Linked DNA regions of Homo sapiens: region 2 is linked to region 1. Evidence: chromatin contacts called from ENCODE Hi-C or POLR2A ChIA-PET data. All regions are on one chromosome and are shown on one strand. Each heading gives the region's core, a stretch centred on a gene start or an enhancer-like site at or near the end of the contact. The rest is flanking DNA. Distances are from core to core; before and after follow the strand shown. Region 1 overlaps COMETT (cytosolic oncogenic antisense to MET transcript). Region 2 overlaps MET (MET proto-oncogene, receptor tyrosine kinase).

The links. A loop is a pair of places that touch in the nucleus more often than their neighbours do. ChIA-PET counts read pairs that join two places held with the same protein, here RNA polymerase II (POLR2A).
Region 2: a loop to region 1 is called in a map of endothelial cell of umbilical vein, with 5 times the contacts of the local background. The contact joins two enhancer-like sites. A Hi-C loop is called at or near these places in 4 of 168 maps with a recorded cell type or tissue (HepG2, K562, endothelial cell of umbilical vein and 1 more). POLR2A ChIA-PET finds 5 or more read pairs at or near these places in 1 of 52 experiments (Panc1).

Annotation. Positions count from the first base shown.
Region 1 is chr7:116,587,964-116,594,729 of GRCh38, reverse strand. The region is part of intron 2 of COMETT (cytosolic oncogenic antisense to MET transcript); the gene reads left to right. Among named protein-coding and RNA genes, the nearest start is that of CAV1, 66 kb to the right of the region's middle. RefSeq lists an enhancer at 6,294-6,393. Within about 2 kb of position 2,074, at least 8 of the 41 ENCODE cell types and tissues checked have a DNase peak (open chromatin) inside an H3K27ac peak, as active enhancers do; they include endothelial cell of umbilical vein, where a contact is called at or near this core.
Region 2 is chr7:116,732,902-116,739,474 of GRCh38, reverse strand. The region is part of intron 3 of MET (MET proto-oncogene, receptor tyrosine kinase); the gene reads right to left. Among named protein-coding and RNA genes, the nearest start is that of COMETT, 48 kb to the right of the region's middle. Within about 2 kb of position 2,079, at least 2 of the 41 ENCODE cell types and tissues checked have a DNase peak (open chromatin) inside an H3K27ac peak, as active enhancers do; they include endothelial cell of umbilical vein, where a contact is called at or near this core.

The DNA.
Region 1 (6,766 bases), core at 825-3,324:
TTAGGCCTAGGAAGTGTGGTGAGACTAATGAGTTCTAAGCTTCCATTGAAGCTGGAAATCCTGAATATATGCTTCTAACATTTACATGTCTAATTTAATATTTGTTTGTTACTGGTAAGACACAATCATCATGATGAGGAAGGCCCAAACCCATTTTTGCATATGAGATTTAAATGTAGATCTGGGTAATTTAGTAGTTTGGAATAGGTAATGGAATTGCATTTTACTGTGGTCGTTCTGAGTTCCAGTTCTTTCCATCCACTAAGGAGTGGTACAGGAGTGTGCTGGAACTCCTCACAAATGCAGGTGAGAGCTGAGAGTTGACTTTGCACATCTTTTCCCAACTTTGCCTTCAGAGACTTCACATCGGCAGCTTCAAATTGGCCGTAGTGGGCTGGGCATGGTGGCTCACGCCTGTAATCCCAGCACTTTGGTAGGCTGAAGGGAGCAGATCACCTCAGGTCAAGAGTTCAAGACCAGCCTGGCCAACATGGTGAAGCCCTGTCTCTACTAAAAATACAGAAATTAGCCAGGCATGGTGGTGGGCTCCTGTAATCCCAGCTACTCAGGAGGCTGAGGCAGAGAATCACTTGAACTCGGGAGGCGAGTGTTAAAGTGAGCAGAGATCACACCACTGCACTCCAGCCTAGGCAACAGAATGAGACTCTGTCTCAAAAAAATAAATAAATAATTTAAAAAAAGAAATTGGCCACAGTGGGAGGGAGTATTCACACCATGAACTAGTGATAAACACTACAGATCAGGGCTTTTTGTACTCTCTGGAGAGCTGGTTGTTAAACATTTACCAGTGGAATCATTTTAAAATGTAGATATACTTTAATATGAACTGCAGTATATAAAACAGATAGAAGAAGAATGAAGCTAGCAGAACGTGCCCTAAGCCATACTCACTTAGCTTCCTCCCTTGCCACTGCATGTCCTTGCCCCTTGAAAGGCTCTGAGGCACCTCTGCAGCACCCTGTAACACCATGGGATTTAAAACCTCCGGAAAAATAATCCTTTCAGCTCACGCCGGGACTGTATTCTTTTAACTGGTATTTCCCTTTTCCTAGATTTGGGAATACAGACATAAAACAGCAGGGTTTCCCTCAGTTTTATGAGATTGTTTTTCAATAGAATGCCAGAGGGATCAGTTTGAGAACATTGGAAATCTGATTCCTCTAAATACAAGAAAAAATGGTCATAGGAAACAGTGAGTTTCCTCACTTTGTCAATGCTCTTGAAGCAATTGTGAGTTTTCTCTTGTTGAGATGCAAGGCCAGCCCTGGGTGAAGCCAGAAGTTTATGCGTTATAAGGGCACCCCAGACCTTTCCATTAGCATATTACCTTTCTTTCTTGGTTAGACTAGGAACCTGATGCTCCGAGGGAGTAAGATTTGGTGGAATGTTGTAAAGTATTCGGGGGTAGGAGGTAAGAAAAGGAAACTTTATATGATCCACAGATTTTTGGATAGGTTCCTAAAAAAAGGGTGTTGGGGGATTAAAAAGTGGCTGCCTGAGAGGACACTTTGTCTACTTGCTTTTTTGAACTGCAAGGCCTGTTCCGTGAAGTGCCTGAAAATGGCTATAGGAGGATCACAGAGGCTGTCAGGCAGCCGGAACGTAAGTCCAGGCAGCTTGTGTGAAAATCTTGAGGTAACCCTGATGTTTCCAGGGGCCCCCAGTGTTCCTAAGCTGGAGAATAGGAGCATGAATGCCATGACTGCTGCAAAACTTATCAAGCAAAATCGACAATTGTCACTGCTTGTGGAATTCCCTTTCTGTTAAAAATGAACGTGATTTCATGGGCACATATTTTGGTGTAATATTTTCATGGGAATTCTTCTTGTGCTCTGAATTCTGATTTCTTTTAATCTTACCCTTCCCATTTTCCCCAGAATGACAATGGATTCATTTTCCCTTCAAGGTCTTCTAAATCTATCACCTCTTTCCTTGACTTTGTCGCCTGATTTCCCTTCTATAAAGTTCTCTTCTTCAGAGGGAGGGGCAGAGTCACGGCTGGCTAGATTGCGGTCCTTATCTCTGCCCACACTCCTTCCTGTTCCCTTCTCTTGCCAAGCTTCCCTCTTCACTCTGCCCTTAGCTCCAGACCTGGCTTTGGGCTATGAGCCTGTTCTGCCGTGTGTCCCTCAAGCCAGTCCCGTCTCCTGATCAGCAGTGCCCCAGATTCGCTCTTTCCTCCGACTAAACCCATCCCCTTATCTCCCTCCTCTTCAACCTGCTACGTTGCTTGACAATACAGGGGTTAAATCTTTATTTCTTGCCTTTCATTTGCATCCTTTCCTTAAATTATCTAAGGCAAAGACTTTTTAATATTTGTACTGGAGCTGTGTCACAGTAGCGATGTTAAGCACACATCAGAAGATGAAGTATAATGCCACTTTAAGTCTCTTTAAGAGACTTAAGAGGTTAAGGAGAATTGAACATTTTGGCTTCTTCTCAAATGCAGAGAACAATTAAAAGTGTCCCCAAATAATTAACAGAAATTAATTTAGACTTATGAAAAATAAATATTATTCTCTTCTTAGAAGAAAATCAGAAGAGATCAGAAGCAGGGACTTAACTGATTATATAGCTTCAGTTCCTGAGGACGACCAAGTCAATCAAAATTATCATGCCATGCCATTTTGCAATGGATTTAATTATTTCTAATCAAATAATGGATTTATTTGCAATGGATTTGATTATTTTTAATCAAGCAGAAAATCTCCGAGTTCATCAGGTTTAGCTTTTCAAATCTGATGATCTGACACCTAGTGTTAATTTTGAGTACTGCTAAATATTTCACATAAAGTATACAGTACATTGAGTCTCCGTTTTTTATTCCTTTTCGTTTCTTCATATAACTTGAGAGATGTAGTCAGGTTACCATATAGTCTCAGGATAGATGTAGCTTACTTACTGGTGTTCAGAATGCGCAATGCGACCTGAAGTCAGGAAGCTGGGTCCTATCGTTGTGGGCCAACTGTTCCTATGACCTTGGGCAAGTTACTTTCCTCTTTTAGTCTGTGTGCCCTCAGTGGTAAGATGAGAATGACGGAACATATGGAATATATGATTTATCTCTAGGTCTTTTCCAATTCTGGAACCCTGTGTGTTATCTTTTTAAAGCAATAGTTATGTATGCCAGCTCTATTTTGAAGCTTGGAATATGTTCACCCAATAAACCAGAAAATGAAACAGTTGTTACTTGGAGGTGTATGGCTATTCTTTCACTATGTGAAATTCCTTCAAAACATGTTATAACAAAGAATTGAGACAAGATTTTGATGATTTTTAGTAACGCCATCTAATGGAGCTTTGGTTATCATAAAAATATTCTAGCTCTGTGCCGTCCACTCCTTAACCACTAGCCACATGTGGCTACTGAGCACTTGAAATGTAGCTAGTGAGACTGAAGAACTAAATTTTAATTTTGTCTAATGAAAGATTCATTTAAATGTAAGTAGCCACATGTGTCTAGAGGCTGCAGTCTTAGATAATATAGATTTATAGTGTATGGAAACATGAAAATTTCTTGATGAATTTGGGGGTGGTATTCACCAATATACTTAATTTACTTTCTTTACTGATTGGCTGTATATTAATCTTGTTATTTCACATTGACCATTTCCATTTTTGCCTGAATTCACCATACAAGTGCTTTGGGATTGATTCCATAATTGTGTTTTCTCTCAGGGTTTCAGCTATGTAGGTCTGGTTTAATTGAATTTAAATAAAGATGCTTTTTCTAGTTCACAAACAAAGATTGAAACATGCAAAACATTGAGAACATGCTGTCATGCTTAGTAAGATAAATTTCAAAGCCTAACCCCTGCAGTTATTTTTCTAAGCTAATTCTCTGTATTTGAGAGTTCAGGTTTAAACAAAAGCTAGGAGTGTCATGAGATATAAAAATATGTTATTTCCTATTTGTTATGGTGTCTAAAAAAGATAAAATACTTAGACAATTTCCTTAAATTTTATTTAACTTAACAAGTTAGCTTTCTTGTTAATGGGTACCAAAACATAGTTAGATAGGAAGAATAAGTTCTAGTGTTTAATAGCAGAGTAGGGTGACTATAGTTAACAATAATTTATTGTATATTTCAAAATAGCTAGAAGATTTGGAATATTCCCAACACAGAGAAATAATAAGTGTTTGAGTGATAGATATCCCAATTGCCCTGATTTTATCATTACACATTGTATGCATTTATCAAAGTTTCACATGTACCCCAGAAATATGTATGGTCATTATGTATCAATAAAAAATTTAGCTTTCTTAAAATACAGACTTTCTTTTTTTTTTCTTTGTTAAAAGGATAATGGTCTCATTCAAGGATTTTAATAGAAACCTCATCCCAGTTGACTAATTCCAAATTATTTATCATTCGCTATGTTTTCTTGTGTGCTCTTGCAGCTAAAATAAACTCCACTCATTTAACTCTTTCATTAGCATATACTCTGTCGTGATTTCTTCTGTTGCCTTCATTGAAGAGACTAATTCCTTCTGATAAACAACTTCTCTAACACACACACACACACACACCCCTCTAAGACTTAAGGCTTAAGGCGACTGGGAGCAATTTATTACATTGTTGTTGAAAGCATCTTTCTTAGTACGATGCATATGCATGGAAGGGAGGTCTGGCCTAAAATAAGTAAAATGACATGTGATTTATAAAGGTTGGGTGTAATATCTATAATTAATTTTATCTTTTTTACACCTAAGCCCACTCTGCCCCCAAACTTCTGCCTTATTATCAAATTACTGTGCAAAAAAAGAATATCACTCCCATATGTACGTCAAATATTCAGAACTAGTTACTTTGTACATTTTAAAATGTAAAATCCATATGGTTTTCTACCATCCAATTAAGGGATAACCCTTATGTATCCAGAAGAAAAACAGGTAGAAATGTCACCTAAGTAAGTGTTTAATAGTATTATACAAAAATAATTAATATGTTAAATAATGGCCACAACACACTATAAAACCCTGCACTGCCTTCTGAAATGAATATTAAATTTTATTTATGAGAAGTTCAGCATTGTGGATGTGATTGAGTTAAATTTCTTAAAAACTGCTGAAGTTCTGTAACTGTACATGATAGTATGCTCATAATTTTTTTCAGAATATATGATTAGACAGAATATCCTAAGGGAAGTCTCATATACCTACTTTAATTCCACCACCTGAAGGACAATATGAGTTGCCTCTTCTCCCTGGTCGTATTAAGGAACCACAATTTGAAAATGATTTTATCAGCATGAATGCTGTGATTCTGCATTCATTAGAGTGACAAACATTACTCTGCAGATGAAAATACAAATTCTTTAGTAACAAGAAATTCCAGACAGGAATATTGTTGTGCCTGCATATTATACTTATTTATTCCATTAATCTATCCAGATACTTATCTTTTTTCTAAAGAGTAATGTCATTAGTATTGTCTTCTACAGAGTCTTCAGTGATTAAATACACTTATTTCTATGCAGCTTAGTTTTATATCATAAATGTCCAGTAGATGGCAGTGCATGCACTAGAATTCACAGAATATCCTCTCAAACCCTAACCACAGCTATTTTTTAAATCTGCATTTTGGAAACATTGATAAGGTCTCACACAATAAGATTAAAAGTCAGCATTAAGCACTGGCTTCTTATTTTTAGCCTCAGACAACCAATGGAAATGAAACCTGTATCTACATGTTTTATTTCATTGTGTTTGAACAAGATTTTGGCACAATAAAAAAAAAGGGAAATCATTAACTTAAAACATCCTCAAACCCTGAAATGATAAATGCAATAAACCAATATTCTGTAAGTTTTCTTGAATTGTCAGAGGGGGGCAGACTGGAGGGTGTGATTTGCGGATAGGATGCTGCCCTTTAATATGAGTAGCAAAGTCCTGGATAATGCTTGTCCTAGAAACTGTCCTTGTGTGTTGAAGACATAACTTGTAGATGATGTAGGGAGGGTTATTGTTAAATACTGAAAAGTGGCTGTCATACAGGCTTCCAGTCTGATTTGTCAACGTGAAAAACTTGGAGGGCAGTGGGGAGGCTTCGGGAGGGAGGGAGGGAGGGAGAGAGAGAGAATTGATTTTGTTTTCCCCTAAAGGAGAGGAAGTGTCCAGGGAAGCTCTGCCTTTGTGGTTTTTCTTGTGTGCCTCAAAACACTTAGGCAAGATAAAGAACCTCTCTCACTCTACTGGGTAGTAGAGAGGAAGAATCATTGTTTCCAAGAGTCGATGCACTGAGAGCATCCACTAGGCGTTTTGTCAGGCCAGAAATAAGCAAGTGCTAGGCAGCAGGATGTGGTGAGGCCACTGGGTCAGGGGAAGGTTGGGGAGAGCCTGCTCATAATGAAATGACTGGGAATGTACCAGCTGAAGTCCCTGACTCTGTTTGAAACCAGGATGCATACAGCATGGTGTAAAAGAGCATGGAGTACAAACACAGGGAGAGTGAGAGGAGATTAAGCAAGTGTAAGCCAAATCTCCACACCCACACTCACTGGACCCTGAATGCTCTTCTCCTCCTCTAGTTTTCACAAGGCCATCATCTTCTTGGTCTTCAGGTCTCAGACTTACAGTAAATATTTCTCCAATAAGTGAATGAATGGATGATAATGCAGAGAAAATTAACATTCCAATCCCAAGAGTTTGAACGTACAAAAGAGGCAGGAACTACTGCCACGATAATGGTAGCAGGAGGAGAGAGCTCCTCTGTGGGGAGGGTGGCTCTGTGTCCCACTGTAC
Region 2 (6,573 bases), core at 830-3,329, 140 kb before region 1:
CTTAAGCCACATTTATAGATCTTTTCAGGTCAAAACAGGCCCCCAGCTACTTTGAAATGATGTGTTGTATTTTTTTATAAACCACTGTCCCACAATATATTATTACTTGGATTATAAAACTCTGCTTCTTGGTCTGGCTTTAAAATAAGGCCTGATGGTTTTAACAATGCCCGGGAAATGAGGTTTGATGATTGATGTCATTTTTGCTTTCAGGTTTTTAAAATTTGGGATGTTTCCCAGCTATCTAATTTCCATCTGTCCTGTTCCTAGAACCCAGTAATAATAAAGTTCAGAGCATAATTGACAACAATTGGGATAAAATCCAAATGATTATCTTACATGAACACTTAGATTTTTAGGAGGGTGTTGGAGTTCTCAGAGAAACTTTCACTCTTAAGTAGGCCACTGGGTTGCATATACATGAAGGTGGAGGAGGCTCAGCACAGCCCTAGACTTGAAATCTACTTTGTGAAATTGCCCAACATCTCTAATAGCCTTTTACATTGCATTGAACATGCATTTACTCGCGATGGGTATGAAATCACAGGACAAACATGGACATCTGTGAGATTACGATTACATAGTCACTCCCTCTACCTCAGCTTTCTCATTCGTATAATGGGAATGAAAATTACAGCAATAATTAACTGCTTTGTACTCTAACAAACACATACAACATATAAATGTTCTGGGGAACAATTGTAAATTTTTTCTTCAGCATAACAAAGGAGCCAAGTATCCTGAAGCAATTTGGGAAGATTCTCAAAGTACCTAATTTGTTCTCAGAGAGTGGATTGTTGATAGAGAAACTAACCAAGCTCACATACAGCTGTAAAAGTTAAACATCATGACATTTGTGCTCTAATGTTTGTTCTACTCTAAACACTCAACGCTTTCAAAACATCTCCATTAAAAAGGGTGGTTATATTTGCACAGAAGTTAAGTGATGGATGAAGGGTCACTTGGTCAGGATGGGAAAGGTTGGAAACTATTGTTATTTCCTAAAGTTAGGGCCCAATAGGTATTGGTGACCTTTGCAGGCAAAGTGAACAGAAATTCAATTACCAGTCCCACCTCCCTTTGGGTACTGGTTACAAGCAGAATATCAGATGTTAGACTTCTAAAGCTTCTATTACAAATTCTCCAGATTTTGGTTACCCAATTTTGCAATCTTAACTCCCTTCTGGGCTCATCACATCTCATTTTTCCTATACTCCTGCCCAATACCCCCCATATTTCTTTGGCTGTTGCCAATCACTTCAAACTGCAAAGGTAAAACAAAAAACAAAACAAAAACAAAAACACAAAAGCAAAAAAACTCCTTTTCTCACACACAGGTCAAAAGCAACACAGAACACCAGTCTGTCTTAATACCCTGACTTTGTTTTCCAGCTCATTCTATGCTTTGCACTTCACTGAAGATTATTCATCACTATGAACCTTGCAATGGACACCTGCATTTTGTGTCTGTCTCCCTGGTTTCCTCCGTTCTACTTAGACCGGCTACATAACAATCACCTCCTAGAGCCCTTTTTTTCTCCTACCTTCTTGCTCTTTTTAATACCATTTCCCAAATCTATAATAAGCAATCCCTTCTTAATTACTAGGTCATCATCTTTGACTTTATGAAATATCTGAAGCCCATCCAAATAGTCCTTTCCCAGAAAGAATTAACCTTTCTCTTTCTTTTCGGAAGCTCTTTGCACCTCTGGACTTGGATTGATTGATATGTGTATCCTCTGTTAAAAAGCTTTGTCTGAAAAGCACCAAATGTTTGTACTTTCATAACAGGAAACTGAGTCACATATTGTGCCAAGTGCTTTAAATGGAGATTTTATTTACTCCTCACAATACTCCTATAAGGTAGGTACTATTATTTTCCTTAAAAAAAATACAACATAGAATTTCAGCTAGAAAGTACATGAGTCAGATTTCCACAGAGCTTTATCTGAGGCCAGAATCCATGTGCTTGACCTCTTAAACACTCAACTGCTAGGCTCTTGGAGCACCAGAGTAAATACCATTGAAAAAGCTTCAACTCTGAGCTCCCAAGAGCCACTCGTGAGTAAAAGTACTAAAACAAATTTCACAATATATTTGCCTCGCCAGTTACTCCGTGTTTCAGTAATTTTTGCTGCACAAGTTAAGTGTGCCTAAGGAGAAAGTCTCTGCATCTAACTAGTTTTTGAGGGCATAGAGAAAATGTTACTAGCACACTCCGCCAAGCTCTACTTTTGATCACGAGTTAGCATGAGTGTTGCTTGCTATAGAAAATGGGATGAAGATGAGAAGACAGGAAGGCACATGGAGAAGTGAGGTGACTTGGAAGTGAGAATGCCATTTGGAATTTTGCGCAGAGGCTGTACCACAGATGCAAATGCCTTTTTAGTTGATCATTAGCCCGTTCTCTGCAGGGATACCTACTGCTATAAATGTTTTTCTACCCTTAATTCTTTTCTTTCTCTTATTGCTAGGATTCTAAATAATCGATTAACCACTTTAACTCTCAAAATACCCCTGAAGTAATGTGTGCCAGAAATTAGGAGTTCCTTTTGGTTGTCATGGAGATATTTCTAGGAACAGAACTAAATTTGCCATGTAAATGTAATTCTTATGATAAATAACCTGGGAATCTTAGAAGAATTCGCATAAAATAGAAGACCAACAATTATCTTTGAGTTCCTACTATTCAACAACTAATCTTTAGTAATTAGGTCACAGGATATTTTTTCTTTAATGGCCTTGAAAATACAGGACTAATACATTTGGGGCAGGGCAGAATCTGAATTTACCAAATGGTTGTGGTTTTGATCTCACATAGCCCCTTGTAGATAGGACATGGGGAAGAAATACATGTACAAATAAAACTGTTGTGGCTAGGCCCCCAAATCTGTAAACCTGAACAAAGTAACTTTGTGTGAGATATCCACAAATATGTAAAGGCCATATCTCCTTACCTCCCATATACAGTTTTATCTTTAATTAAACCGTTTTATTAATAGAATTAAATTTTAAGAATGATGAATACAATTTAAGATAAGATGTTTGTATGCAGTTTCTGTATACCTCCCCCATTGTTTTTAAAGTGGACAATTGAACGGTTTTAATTTTTTTTTTTTTTGAGACAGGGTTGTAGAATGCTTTCATTATCTCAAAAAGAAGCCCCACATCCCTTAGCTGTCATTCCCAGTCTCCCCATATCCTCTTAGCCCTTGACTACCACTAATCTACTTTCTATCTCTATAGGTTTTCCTATTCTAGATATTTCATATAAATGGAATCCTTGATTTTTAGTTATGGACATAACTGAAATTATTATTTATAAAAAGTTCTTTCTTACACAAAAGAAATTTCAGAACCCTTGAGTGTATTTTCCTCTAAAGAAATATACCAAATCTTGTGGGCACGGTGACTCATACCTGTAATCCCAGCACTTTGGGAGGCCAAGGCGGGCAGATCACTTGAGGCCAGGATTTCTAGACCAGCCTGGCCAACATGGCGAAAAACCCGTCTCTACTAAAAGTACAAAAATTAGCTGGGCATGGTGGTACGTGCCTGTAATCCCAGCTACTCAGGAGGCTAAGGCACAAGAATTGCTTGAATACTGGAGGTGGGGGTTACAGTGAGCCAAGATTGCACCACTGCACTCCAGCCTGGGCAACAGAGCGAGACACTGTGAAAAAAAAAAAAAAAAAGCCAAAGCTAACATTCTTTAGGGTTAAAACTAAGTTAATGATGTACACACACAAAAAGGCAGATAATATTTTTATCTGATTATTTTATAAAAGAGATGGGTAAGTTAGAAATCCCTAAAGAGAATCATTGTTCAAGTTGAAGCTTCCTTCAGCTGTGTCTCTGCCAGATGTTCACAACATTGACGAATTGGGGATCTGCATCTACATACTCTAAAATGGCAGTAATTCCAAACATGATGCATACTACAGGCTTCTCACAGAAAGCACTGACATGCCACGATGGGGGCACGGGAACTGAAGGAATTTGAAGACAGGAGGTCAACAGATAAACAAATTTTTCTTATTGGAAGTGAGTAATTATTCTTAGGTTCACTGATTACTAACACAGTCCTTTAAGTAGTGGTCATAAGTAATGATCTTGAACATGGGACATCTTTTTAGGTGATCTCTACCTCCTTGGGTTTCTTACTTAAGATCCAACTAGTCCAGTTAAGAGGCAGAAGAGAACAGGAGTGATGAGTGGGTGGTAACAACATTTAGGAACTTGGAGAGGCGAAAGGGGCATGCGGGAAGAGCTAGGATGGAACCACGGAGCCCAGTAGCAGCAGTGACAGTGCCCAGGCTGTGGCCATTGGGAGCAGGCACAGTGTAGTGCACATAGTAGTTGCCCAGTGAGTATTTGTGGAGCTGAACTTGAAACAATTCTTGAAAGGGCCTCCCCACCCCCTCTCGCATCCCTGATCCACTCACTCTCCCTGGCCTGACAGTCATGCACAAATATTTTAATAGCAATGCTTTGCATTTAGAGATTAAAAGCCTTATACAAGTGCTGTTAAAAAAAATCAAGGAAGCATTGTTCTGGATGTAGATTAGACGAGGCGCTCAGAAGGGAGACGTGGACAATCCCTGTGATTAGTCCTGTGATCTTCATGAGAATCCCTCTTCCCTCTCCCACGTAGCTGTGTACACTGTGTTAATGTTCCCAAGTCTGACTCTGTTCTACATCTCCTTCCCCAGTCTGTAAGAAGGCACGTTCTCATTGTTCACTTACACTATCTCAAACATTGCTTATCCTACTATTTTACTTCGAAGTATCCCAAGAGAGTGATCATGCAAATAAAAATTATTTTTAAATCTTCATCTACATTGACATGGCTCTGCAGATATTGAGACTTAAATATATGTATGCATCAGTATTTTCAGATATAGCTGCACCTGTACAAGATAAGTTACACATCATTAAATGTTAGGAACATGTCAAAAATGTCTTCCCTGCCATACACAAAATGTTGTTAGCTAAACAATATAATTCTTTCTAATCAAATGACCACTGTGAAATACCTGATTCACTTTGCACCCAACAGCTGGGGCTGTAGCTTGTGTTCCCAGCCAGAGCTGAACATAAGCACAATAGGAAAGACAGAAACAGCTGCAAACTCTTGGGAGAAAAAAATTTGCAAAGCAACTTTGCCATTAGGCTTCAGGGTAGGAAGGAAGTAAAATCATCTTTCTGTTCCCTTTTGTGTAGGGCAGCTGTCTTTGGGGGGAAAAAAAATGTCCATTCTATTTTGTAACAGAAACTTCATCGTATTTACTAAAACACGAGTTGTAGAAACTCAGGCCTAGCCATACATTTAACACTGTGGTGCAGTCAAAACATTTACAGAACTTTGTAGGAAGTCACTGCTCTGACAGATTAAAGTGGGAGGTTGCCATATCTGTGCTCCACTCCTGACTCCTCCCGCACTATTATTTACTGTAAATATATGGACTTCAGTGATGTTGATTGTTTGATCCTTCAAATGCTTTAGGTTTCTTTATAAAATTTAATGGAATGAAATTCTCTTAGGCAAGCGTCAGAGAAATAGATTCTCTGTGGTTTCGAATAGCCCTTTGTCTGTAGGTACTATTATTATCAGGTATCTTTCCTACTAAAATTTAATTTCTTAAAGGTAAGTTCTGTGTCACTGTTTCCTTTGCTTCATTCGTTTGTATAGTAAAGCAAAGTTAGGTAGTTCTTGATACTTATTTGATAAATTAAAAGCCACTTTTAAAAAAAATCAGTGATACCAGTACTTTTCATAAAATAAGCATTTTTTTTACCTTTTGTTTTGGATGCATAGTTAATAGGCAAAATATAGTTTCTTTTACACAAAGGCTAGGAGACAAGAATAAAACATTTGCTACAGCGTTTCTATAATGAGACTGATGCGTGACATATCCCTCAGGCGATTGACTCTGTCACACAGCAGAATTTACTCAGTTAATAAAGCAACATATTTAAATAAGGAATTGTATTACAACTTTAGAATGTGGAAATAGGCCAGGGAACTTTTGATGTTAAAAAAAGTCGGAGCTAAAGTAATCATAAAAAGCTTATTCATACAAAACTGGATTGGTGAGGTAATGGACGATTTTGAAAAAAAAAAAAGCAGAAATAAAGATAAAAGGGGGCAAATCAACATAATGAACACATTAGGAAATCAATAGATGCCAGCTTTTCTAGTCCTTCTTTGTATTTTTGCAATTGTATAGAATGCCATTGATGTAAATTAAAAACATGTATAAACACAGAACAATACTACACATTTTACACATAATAGATATGAGCATATTTCAAATCCATTAGAGTGCATGTCTCTGTGGGAGGGGCGGGGCTTCCCTCCTTCAGGTTTGAGAAGTTAAGGATAGAATTAAATGGTCAAGATGGATGAGTTGGATAAACAAGCACAGTGGAATGGACAGAGGAAAGGGGGAGAAAAGGCGTAGTTCAATGTGAAGCAATAGAAGGGAGATTACTAGGGGAATAATTAGATAACAGGACCTGTATGATTAGTTTTGAGCTAGGAAGGTTTTATTTACATGGTTTTTGACCTTG